Regions from separate parts of the Homo sapiens genome. Here all the other regions are linked to region 1. Evidence: chromatin contacts called from ENCODE Hi-C data. All regions are on one chromosome and are shown on one strand. Each heading gives the region's core, a stretch centred on a gene start or an enhancer-like site at or near the end of the contact. The rest is flanking DNA. Distances are from core to core; before and after follow the strand shown.

The links. A loop is a pair of places that touch in the nucleus more often than their neighbours do. Pooled maps may share reads with other maps.
Region 2: a pooled map shows a loop between it and region 1 (5-fold over the local background). The contact joins the promoter of ATP10D here to the promoter of ATP8A1-DT in region 1. A Hi-C loop is called at or near these places in 3 of 37 single-sample maps with no recorded cell type and 5 of 50 pooled maps.
Region 3: a loop to region 1 is called in a pooled map, with 2.1 times the contacts of the local background. The contact joins the promoter of RFC1 here to the promoter of ATP8A1-DT in region 1. A Hi-C loop is called at or near these places in 5 of 50 pooled maps.

What each region holds. Positions count from the first base shown.
Region 1 is chr4:42,655,428-42,659,097 of GRCh38, forward strand. It overlaps ATP8A1-DT (ATP8A1 divergent transcript), which reads left to right and starts at 2,096. Exons shown (of 1, transcript NR_186688.1): 1 at 2,096-2,920. It overlaps ATP8A1 (ATPase phospholipid transporting 8A1), which reads right to left and starts at 1,678. Exons shown (of 37, transcript NM_006095.2): 1 at 1,398-1,678. The coding sequence starts at 1,446. RefSeq lists enhancers at 865-914, 1,905-2,114 and a silencer at 1,405-1,874.
Region 2 is chr4:47,483,528-47,487,197 of GRCh38, forward strand. ATP10D (ATPase phospholipid transporting 10D (putative)) reads left to right here and starts at 1,748. Exons shown (of 23, transcript NM_020453.4): 1 at 1,748-1,992. RefSeq lists enhancers at 1,585-1,879, 1,851-1,920.
Region 3 is chr4:39,364,576-39,368,245 of GRCh38, forward strand. RFC1 (replication factor C subunit 1) reads right to left here and starts at 1,787. Exons shown (of 25, transcript NM_002913.5): 1 at 1,664-1,787. The coding sequence starts at 1,666. RefSeq lists an enhancer at 1,709-1,828.

The DNA.
Region 1 (3,670 bases), core at 846-3,345:
CATCAATTGCTATTATTTAAAAGAACACCACCAACTATTACCATTCTACTTTCACTATCTCTATGACTAATTTCACTCAGAAGTGTAAAAAAAATGAATTTTTACAGTGTGCATTTTAAAAGTATAATGTATTCAACTGTGTATGTAAAACTATAATGCCCTATATAAGTATTTTTTGGGTATTACAAATGACAGCATGTACCGAATTCCTATGTAGTACACAGGCCAGTTTTGAATCTTGCTTCGTCTTCTCCCCACAGCAGTTTCATTTAATATTTCCTAAATACTGCAATCAGAAAATTTCAGGGACCCTATTTTTACAGGGAGCCCCTAAGGAGAAAAAATGGCCTGTCTCCATCCCTGAAATCCAATTCTCCTAACTTATATATTTTTCTAAAACCACTTCACCACCTGTCTCACATTAAAAGATGGAGGTGGGGAGGAAGAGTGGGAATCAGCGATGATGGCAAGATAGATTTCTGAAAAACATGTTATTCCACCCTCTGCAGGATTCAAGTACAGGTTTATGGGAGAGGACAAACAAACCTTGGGATATTTACAGTCTTGGCTTTGACGCGAGCAAAATCAAATAATATTTACAGAGTGCCTGCCACATGGCAGGCAGGATGTTGAGGGCTCCTCGGAGACGATGAAGAGTCTGGGCCCTCGGAAAGCTTACTTGCTTCTACCCCGGAGCATCTGTTGCTCAGTGTTGACAACCATGGCCATTCAAGAGCTGGCCCCAGGTGGAGCAAAGAAAACAGCTTCCACCTGGCTGAAAAGTCAGCTCAGCTGGCCGAAGTGAGGGTTTCGGGCAAAAGGGAAACACAAAAACGAAACCTCAGACGCGAGCCGGTGGGACTCCGCTGCAGGAGGCAGAATTGCAGAAGCTGTAATGCAGGGAACCCACTCGGCACCCGACCCCGATGAAGGCTCCCCGCGCTTCGAGAGCCAAGGGACTACGGATCAAAGGATCCTGCAGCCGGGGAAAAGCAAACTCGCTTCGCTGGGAGCTCAGATAGGGGGTTGCAAAACGGTGGGCGCCGGAGGCAGGGGCGGCGGGCTGGGGATCTGCTGAGTGGAAATCGAACTGGTGGGGAGGGAGGTGGGCAGGGCGAGTGAGCTCAGTGACTGGGACCTAATGGTCACACTGCGGTGCAAAGCACGCCTCGGGGCTCCCGCGGAGAACACCCATTCGAGGGTACTGGAGCCTGGAAAGGGTCTGCGAGTACACTGGGGGCAGCGCGGGGGGAAGGGTCCCCTAGGGGCCGGGCGCGACAGTCGGACTGCCGCCGGGGAAGAGGTAGGATGCGGTCTCTTCCAGGATAAACACACACGCTCACACACACACTCGCTTCCCGACCCCGGGCTAGCCCCGAGCCTCGGCGGCCCCTTACCTTCGGCGCGCGAGCGGATCTCCGACACGGTCCTCCGCATGGTGGGCATCGCGGCGGCGGCTGCAGGTGGGTCCTCAGCCCGGACTCTGCACCTGTCACGGCGTGGTACACGCGGGAGACCCGGCTGCGCCGCGCAGAGCGCTCAGCTGCAGCCTGGGCCGCGCCGCCGCCCACCTAGGGCAGAGCTGCCGCCGGGCGCGGCCCCCGCACGCCGACAGGAGGAGGAGAAAGGCAGCGGTGGCGGCGAAGGTGGCGGCGCCCGCAGAGCTGGGCGAGCTCTTGCTGCAGCCGCGGAGGGGCGGCTCGGCGAGGGGCGGAGCTCGGGCGCCGGCGCCGGGGGAGGGGCCTGCGGGGCTCGCGCTCCCCCTCCCGCGGCCGCTCAGCAAGGAAGGCGGGTGAGGGGCGGGGAGAGCCAGGGGGAGCCTCCTTCGCCCCGCCCCGCCCCGCTTCGGACCGTATCACGACTCAAAGGGGGGATCAACTCTTAGCCTCCTTAGTCCTCCAGCGTTTTCGCTCCGCCCTGTGGAGTTGGTTGACCCGGTTCCTCCTCCAGGCCACTCGGACTCTCTCACATCTTGCTCAGAAAGGAAAGACTGCTCTGGCTGCTGCATTCTCACGAATCCCCTCCCGCTACCCCTGGCTTTTGATCGCAGTGGAGCCGCCCGTCGTCCGGAAAGAGCTGTTGGGTCTGAGCCGGCAGGCGAAGGCGAAAGGGTCTGGGACTACAAGGTTTAGCTCCCAGCCAGAGCAGGAAAGGAACGACTGACTGTTCGCCATCTGGGTGTAATTCTAACCTCTCTGCACGCCCAGCCCGACTCGTGGCCTGAGCCGCACTTGTCCTCCTGCCTCGCCCACTAGCAACAGGCTGCCAGGTCGGGAGGCCCCTGGTGCCCATGGTGCTCTTGTCCATGGGGCTTGGGTGCATCTGGGCCCCGCCTGCAAGTGGGCCCGGTGCATCTCCCTAGTTCAGGCTCTGCAGCCTGACAAGGCACTGAAATAGCAATTAAGCCAACTAAGTATTGGCCCAGGTGGTTCACAAAAGACTTTTTTTTTTTCTTTTAGTTAAATCTGCATAAAGTTGGATGCAGTCGTTTTATCTGCAAAGGGGAGAGGAGTCTTTGTATAAAATCCATAAATATGTTAAATTTTAATTTGCCGATGTCCTTCAGACTATCATAGCCTCATTACCTTTTATTTTGTATACCGAGATCTATGCTAAAAAGTTGTCAAAACAAATACTTCACCTTCAAGTTAAGATGTAAGGTTTTGTGCTGTTTCTGGCGAGCTGCTGAACTGGCAGGAAAGGAATAAACCAGAAACAATAAATCAGAAGCAATTTGCTTCTTCCCTCATTTCATGCTCTTCCTCCAGCAACCAGCGAAAGAGATCCTCACATAGAGGCCTTTTATTTGAGATCTTTTCACATCCTGAAGGGAGAGAGCTGGAGAGGTTTGACCTGAGAGAGAAGTGATTATTTCCAAGCCTCAGGAAAAAATGAAATAAAATCTGCTAATAGCGTCCTATCTCCATTTGTGGTATTTCTTCTGCTTCCTGCAGGTAGCACTTGCTAATCAGAGCCCTGCCCTACATTAATACTCAGGCAGTCAATGCATATTTATGAAGAGCCCACTCTAGTTGGCTCTGATTCAGAGGCTGGAATTAGAACAAAGAAAATGTATTCTCAGTGTTCATGGAACATCTCAGGGTAAAGCAGGACTCAACAATAAATGAATCTATCTGTTTCAGTGATAGTCATGATTTAAAGTATGGTCTTCTAAACGTAAAAAATGAACACAGCTTTATCTGGACTGTCATCACTGGGCATTTTTATTTCTTCCAAGGCCCAGGGTCTCCTTGTATAAAGCAGGCTTGCTCTGGCTTAATGAACATGAGTCTGAAACAAAATTAAAGGGCTAACATAGCAAGGAAAATAGTAAAAATAATAATCAGCTTTAAAAGTTAGCGAACAGAAACTGGAGGAAATGCAGTGCTTTTCTGATTAACATTTTAGGTGTAATTCTATATGAAGCCATAACCAGTTCTTATTAAAAATCAGTGCGCAGCAGCATGACGATAGTTCATTTATGAGCAATCACCTTTGTAATTCCTAATTAGTCCTCAGATGGGGTTGAGGTTCAATTCTGCTTATTTACAAGTAATAACTGAAGGAACTCCAGAAGTTACCTCTGTTTTGTATAGAGCAATCCATTTTTTACATGTGTGTCCCATTAACTCATCAGCAAAGTTGAAAACGTCATTGATACAGGAAACAA
Region 2 (3,670 bases), core at 498-2,997, 4.8 Mb after region 1:
AATTATCAAAATGATACAAATTTCATTCAAATGACAGACACAAATAGAAAGCTAGTAATCTCCCCTCACTATCCTTCCCTGAGTAAACAATTTTGAGGTGTATCTTCACGTTTTTATATTTATATTAAAATAAACCAATATATAAAGAATATGTATAAGGCTAAGTTGTATTACATAATGTTTTCCATTATTCTACTACTATGCTCTTTAGACTTAAATATAATAGATTTTCTTCTAAGACAATAATTCAAATCTTAGTCAGTGATTCTCAACCCTTGTGCACATTAGAATTTCTAGAGGAGCTTGAAAAAAAGACATTGCCATAGCGCCACCCCCAGAGATTCTGGTTTAATTGGCCTGGGTGGGGCCTTGGCATCAAGCTCCCCGGTTCACTCTGATGTGTAGCTAGTTAGAACCACTGATTTAAGCAATCCAAACAGGCTACATGCCTGAATTGTCCTGGTATGTACGTTCCCAGGAAGGCCCTCTGCTGAGGTAACAACACCAGTGTTTGATTGGGAGAGCTCAGGGGGGCCCAGCTACAGTTTTAAGTCTCCTCTATAAGGTTGACTCTCAGATAGGAAATGTGTTTCATCTTAAAGGATGTTAGAGACAGTCATATGACTGCAAAAAGTGCTACTAGGGCCAGGAATTTCAGAGGCCATGTAAATGACAGTGTATTCTACTAGGCTGGGTTAATTCTGGGGATTAAGTTTGACTAAGTTCTAGAGATTTGTCCTTACCTGCAGATGGAGGCTTCCCTAATGGAGCATCATAGGAAGCCACACCCAGAACTTGTTTCTCCTCGTCTGGCAGAAGCACGTTCTCAGTGGGTGCAGAAACTTGTTTGGCTTCTCTTGGTCTGAGAGAATTTTCAAGCCGACCAACCAGCTCCCTGTGTCTGTACTGGTGAGCTCTTTACTAATAGTCAAACATTTGCATGCTCATTTAGTTTTCTTCACTCTTGTTGCACATCTGAGAAACACTTGAGAGAATGGAAGAGAGAGGCACAATATAGGAGAGCTGTGGAGAGTTTGGCCCCACTTTTTATATTTGTTTCAATGGGATAAAACAGGCAGCCAAGATTATTAGGTTTTGTTCTGAGTTATTGGTTCGGCCTTCACTAAATGGCTTTTCCTCTTTCCAAATTAGACATTTTGAGAAACCAGACAGGTTGTTGAAACTTATTTAGAAGTTTTAAAAAAAGTTGTGAATTTTAAGCAAACGGACCTTGGCAGGTGTATGGACAAAGCCACATTATCCTGAGTAAGGGAACGGAAGGGCAAGGTGTGAGGAAAACGACCAAATCAGAATTGTAATATTTTTCCTCATTTCTTTTCTAGTCATAAAAACAGTAACATTACATATTATTTATTTATTTTGTGGTAGGGTCTCACTCTGTCGCCCAGGCTGGAATGCAGTGGCGCGACATTTTTAGATTTGATCTCTTTTACCCTCCAAAAAATAATTGTCCAGTGTTCCACGTTTAGCTAAAACAGTGAATTGTTAGAATTGCAGCAAAACAATGAACCAAACCGTCAACCGCGAGCAACCTGTACTTGGGAGGTGAAAGTCAGAGGTGAGATTGTAAGGGCTCTGGGTCACTGGGGCATCTGCGCTGGGCAGAAGGGCAGCTCGGTCAAACAGCTGGAGCTGGGAGCCGGTCAGTTGCCAGGCCCTGCCGCTGCTACGTCACGGAGGGCGGGGCGGTGGGCGATTGGCGGTGCACTGCAGCTCGGGCTGCTCTGCAGCCTGGCGGAGACGGGAGGAGGAGCGGAGGGAGAAGTAGGTTGCGAGCTCAGCACAGGCTCCGGCGCTGGCTCCCGCAGCTGAGTTTGGGAGATGTCTAAGTGATTTTTTTTTTTTCCCGGAAGGCAAATGGCTGGCGTGGAAGCACAACCCGCTTTCACTCTTCGAATTTGTGCTTAGCTCTTTTCTTGTACCTTGCGACTCGTGACCAACATGCTGTGATGTGTGCCGAGGGAGGAATTGGTAAGAGTGAGACGGCGAATCCCTCTGACTGTCCCAGCCTTCTGCTTCACCGCCCACCCGCTTTTCCTTTCTGTTTCTCTCTCCTGTTTCTCCCCGCTCCACTTCCCTAGTCGTGTTTAGATTTGATGACATGGCTCAAAACTACAGTTCTGGGCTGTTACTGAACTAAAAAAAAAAAACAACAAAAGATAAAATGATTACACCATTTTCAATCATTTGTTAAAGGGGAATTTAAAAATCTATTTTAAATGCTGGATTTTGTAAAAAGGTAAACTGCACACGCGGGCGCACACGGGCACGTACATACACGCATTCTCACACACCTTTGTACACGCGGGCATACACGGGCACGCACACACACGCATTCACACACACACACACTCCTTTGTCATCCCGTTGTGAAATAAGCAGTTTAAAGAAATTTTGGTTATCTGCCTCAAAGGTGATGAAAAGGGAAGGTGTTGAAGATTTAGCCCAGCAGATTGATTCCTTAAGGTTGATTCCCTAAGGTTGATTCCTTAGGAAGAAAAAGGTGTTTGTATTGGAGCTTTCTCGGAAATAGTTTTCAAAGGAGTGCTACAAAGAAGCCCCCATGCTTCCCCCAAAACACTAACTTTAAAGAACCTAGTTGTTATTCGGGGCACCCTTTATTTTACGTTGTAAAACATGTAGTTTTAATTTACCACGTACAGCAGAGAGACATCAGTTGGTTAGGGAATGGATGGTTATTTTGGTGTCTGGGACCCTGTGCCTTTAGAAAGAATATGTTTTAACTGCTCTTATCATGCTAGCTCAGGTTTTTAAAATGTGATCTGAATAAGACCAAAGTTTCTTCTTGCGTTCTTTTCATGCTGGTTCTAAGCAGGGAGAAAAACAAGTCTGTATGGACAGAGCAAACCTCTAACTCAAAATCAACCTTGAGAGATGCATCAACAAGGACAGGGGCTCCTCATCCACCAATATTTACTTGTATCAGCCTTTAAATCATGTAGGTCACATTTCTGTGAAGAATAGCATCATCGAAAACCCTTGCTGACTTGTGAAGAGCAAAAATCATTGCAACGGAGTAGTTTGTTCAGTGCCCGCAGCAAGAACCTCCCACTCCGATCCACCTCAAAAAGTAATAACTGCTTCTTCTGGACTGTTTTCTATTCTCACTACAAATACGTATCATATACCTACATTGAGATAGTTTATTTTTATTAAAATGAGGTCATTTTATACATTTGGAAAAATAACTTAGCAACATTTTAAAGTTTTAGGGAGTTTAAAAATAACATTTAATTTTCATGCTAATTTAACATTCATTAAATTGCATGAAAAAGAGGGAAAATCTAAGCACTCTAAACTAGGATGTGGGGAGTGTTTGACCCTGGCTTAGCAAAACCTGAATACTTTTCATACTTAGTGACTAAATAGAATTGAATAGGGCCGGGCGCAGTGGCTCATGCCTGTAATCCCAACACTTTGGGAGGCCGAGGCAGGCGGATCACCTGAGGTCAGGAGTTCGAGACCAGCCTGACCAACATGGCGAAACCCGTCTCTACTAAAAATACAAAATTGGCTGGGCGTGGTGGTGCATGCCTGTAATCCCAGCTACTCGGGAGGCTGAGGCAGGAGAATCGCTTGAGCCCGGGAGGCGGAGGTTGCTGTGAGTCGAGATCGGGCCATTGCACTC
Region 3 (3,670 bases), core at 537-3,036, 3.3 Mb before region 1:
AAGCTATGTTCACCATAAATGACAGAGGAATCTACCATGCCTCTTAAAATCTATGTAACTTTCCATAGAGTCCTTTCTGAGAAAATAGATCACTGGTAGCTGTGTAGTTGCCTAACATGCCAGGCACCAGAACCAGAACGGAAGCTTTACCTATACATCTTGCTTAATCCCCAAAACAATCACTATGGCAGCTATTATTTTCCCCTCTTTTACAGATAAGGAAACAGAGGCTTAAAGAGATTAAACTTAAGCTATTTACTTGCCCAAGACCACGTAACTATTAAACTAGACTATACTAACATAGTAATATAACTATAAATTAATATATAAACCATTAAACTAAAATATTACCACGTTCTTCATCTTCAAGACTCCAAGTCTCAAGCTTCCAAAATACCACAGTGCTTTGGCCTCCAAAATGTAATGATGATCATTATAGGGAAGTAGTATAACATGGTGGTCAGAAACACCAAGATTCTAATTCTAGTTCAACCACCTACTAGTTATATGATACACTGTTTAAATTCCAAAAAGGTGCTTGCACCATCTGTAAAACTGCATCGATGTGGGTTGAAATGAAAAAAAAAAAAAAAAAAAAAAACCATGGAAAACCAACAGTTCACATATTGACCTAAAGAAGATGCTTGGTACAAGGTAGCTACTATCATTACTGTTGCCCTTTTTTGAGAAGAAACACAAAGGCCTGCAACGTTTCCCAGTGTGGCATAAAATTTTCACCGCCCCCCCCCAGAATGTTGTCACTGTGACACGTTGACCAATGATTGAAAAAAATTATATCGGATTGTTAAGTATCTTCTAGCTTAATGAACATTTTAAATGGTCCTTTAAAAATATTTCAAACACAGAGCCATATCCATTGCCATACCATCAGGAATGTCTGCTTTGCTGGCTGCATAATCATTTCACTTTCAATTTGTTTGAACATTTTATCCAGAATTATGCAGTGAGGCTTGGGTTTTTTTCAGATTTTAAACATCAGGTGGTAAGAGGATGACAGCTGTCAAATGTCTTGCATCTGTTTCTATTCGCTGTACTTCTTTTTCCTAGTAAGCCATGTTATCCTTTTGACTCCTATGAACTCATCTAAACAAAATAAAATATCCTCTCCATGCCCTCGGTCTCAACACCGCTCAGGTGATCGTTAATGACGAGCGGAGATGAGACGAGCTGAGCTGTTAATGATAAAAGTTTAAGGCCCTACACAACATATTCCCTAAGAAAGAAAAGTTTGTTACATTCTTCTCCCTCGTGACCCAAAGCTTGAAATCCACGCTTTAGGCAGTACTCAAACTGAGGTTCGGGCAACGCCGAACAAGAAAATAACTTTACCAATGCGTCCCAAAACCACCATCCTTCCTCTCTTCCTTTCTCCCTTCCCCCAAGAGTGGGGGGCGGGGGGAAAGTGCAAGTACACGTAGCAACAAAATCCCTGCGCGCTGGCTGCCGCCCAGAGCCAGAGCCCGCGATGCAATGAAAGTTTTGCGTCCAGTGCCCGGTGTGCGGCCCCTTCTCTGCCTTTGCTAGCCTCCGGAACCACCCACCGCCATCCTCCCCCACCCTGCATACCAGGAGTGCCCGGTCCACACCAGGCCTGCAAAGCCCCCCCAGACCCCGAGCCGCACGGCCTCCCCCAGCGGCTCACCATCGCAGCCCCAGGATGAAGGCGCTGGCTGGCTGGCGGGTGGGCCGGTTGAGGAATCTGTTATCGAGGCTCAGGATCCATTCGCGCCAACAACTTCTCCCGCGAAGTGCAAGAAGGCGAAGACAGTGGCGCGCGGTGATGACGTCAGGAGGCGCGAGCTTTGCTTCCGTCCCGCCCAGAGGCGGGAGGTGCGACGCCTGCCCAGGTGCTGCCCCGAGGGCAGGCGGGCCGCTGACATCGAGAGGAACCACGGTGCTTTGGTGTGAGCTCGGTTTTTGGCGGGGGCGCTAAAGTAGGGGGATCCGATATTGGTTTCCTTGGCAGGCGGGGTACCCAAGTACCTCCCGGTTACACGTCTGGACAATGCACTTCCCTATAGTAACTTTGAAAAGTTTTTACTACCAACTTTAGTAAGATAAATGTTTTAGCTGTGCGTTTTACATATTATGTATAAATATCTATTCTGTAATAAGGTTTCATCAAGAGGCCGGACGCGGTGGCTCACCCCTCTAATCCCAGCACTTTGGGAGGCCGAGGCGGGTGGGTCACCTGAGGTCAGGAGTTCGAGACCACCTGACCAATGTGGTGAAACCCCGTCTCTACTAAAAATACAAAAATTAGCCAGGGGGTGGTGACGTGTGCCTGTAGTCCCAGCTACTCGGGAGACTGAGACAGGAGAATTGCTTGAACCCAGGAGGCAGTGGTGCAGTGAGCCGAGATCGAGCTACTGCCCTTTAGCCTGGGCGACAGAGCGAAACTCCGCCTCAAAAAAAAGAAAAGATACCGAAAGCTTTGGGGTAAACCAGTTGTATATGAATAGATTAGCAATTGAATCACGGAATACAATGAAACATTTGCGTACGATTTCAAGAGAAAGATTAGACCATAAAGAGTTCAATGGAGAAAGCAGTATCTCCAGCTTTGGCTCTAGCTACACTTTTGAAATTCTCACCCATCCACCCCCTGTTGGGTCTTGCGCTTTATGACACCAACATTTCTATGGCGAAAGATAGAACAGCCTGGAATACAACAGAGGCTGAGCATTGACAGCTTGTATTTATTAAACGCCTATTGTTGTACGTGCAGCTCTGGACTAGCCTAGCTCATTTTATCCCCATGATGACACTGACTACTCTTATCCCGAATTTACAGACAGACTGTTACTTATTAACAGGGCCTCACTGCACTGTTCCCTCTGAAGCCAGGATGCTAGGTCTCCAGCCCCACCACCTGCTATTTATGTGACCAAGGGCAAGTTACTGTGCCTCGGTTTTGTCTTAGCAGACATATCACACAAATTTTTGCCCATAATTTTAGAGGACCTACACCAATTTATAATGTTCATTGTGTTATAAATCAATAAATGAGTAAATAAGACATAAAAAGTTGTACGTGTCTTTTATATTACATTCCTCTTAACTTTTGCTTTTTTTTTTTTTTGGCATTTGAAGCCTTCCTTGAGTTTAAATGAGACTTAAGTCAGGAGACTGTAACTTCTTTGTGAGATTGTTTTCTTTAGGAATATTTATTTACATGAAAATACTCTATCTCAGAAATATACCAGATCTAAAATGACTGCATATGCTTTGAAACTCCTCCCTTGAACCTGGACTGGCCTATGACTGATTTGATCAAAGAATACAATGGAAGTGATACTATGCCAACTCCAGACCTAAGCTTTAAGAAGACTGGCAGCTCCTGTCTTGCTCTCTTGGAGCACCATGTAAAGCCAGGGAGGTGGTCATCTGAGACCAGCCTTATAGCCATCTCCACCAGGCACCATGCATGTAAATGAAGCCATCTCAGATCCCATCCAGCAACTGATGGAATTTCACTAGCTTTGTTGACCCCATTCAACACCTGGGAGAGCAGAAAAATCACTCAGTCAAGGCCTGTCCAAATTTCCTGACCCACAGTAGCGTGAACATAATTAAATGATTGCTCTGTTAAGGTAATAAGTATTGGAGTGGTTTCTTATAAAGGAATAGATATCCAGAATGGAAATAT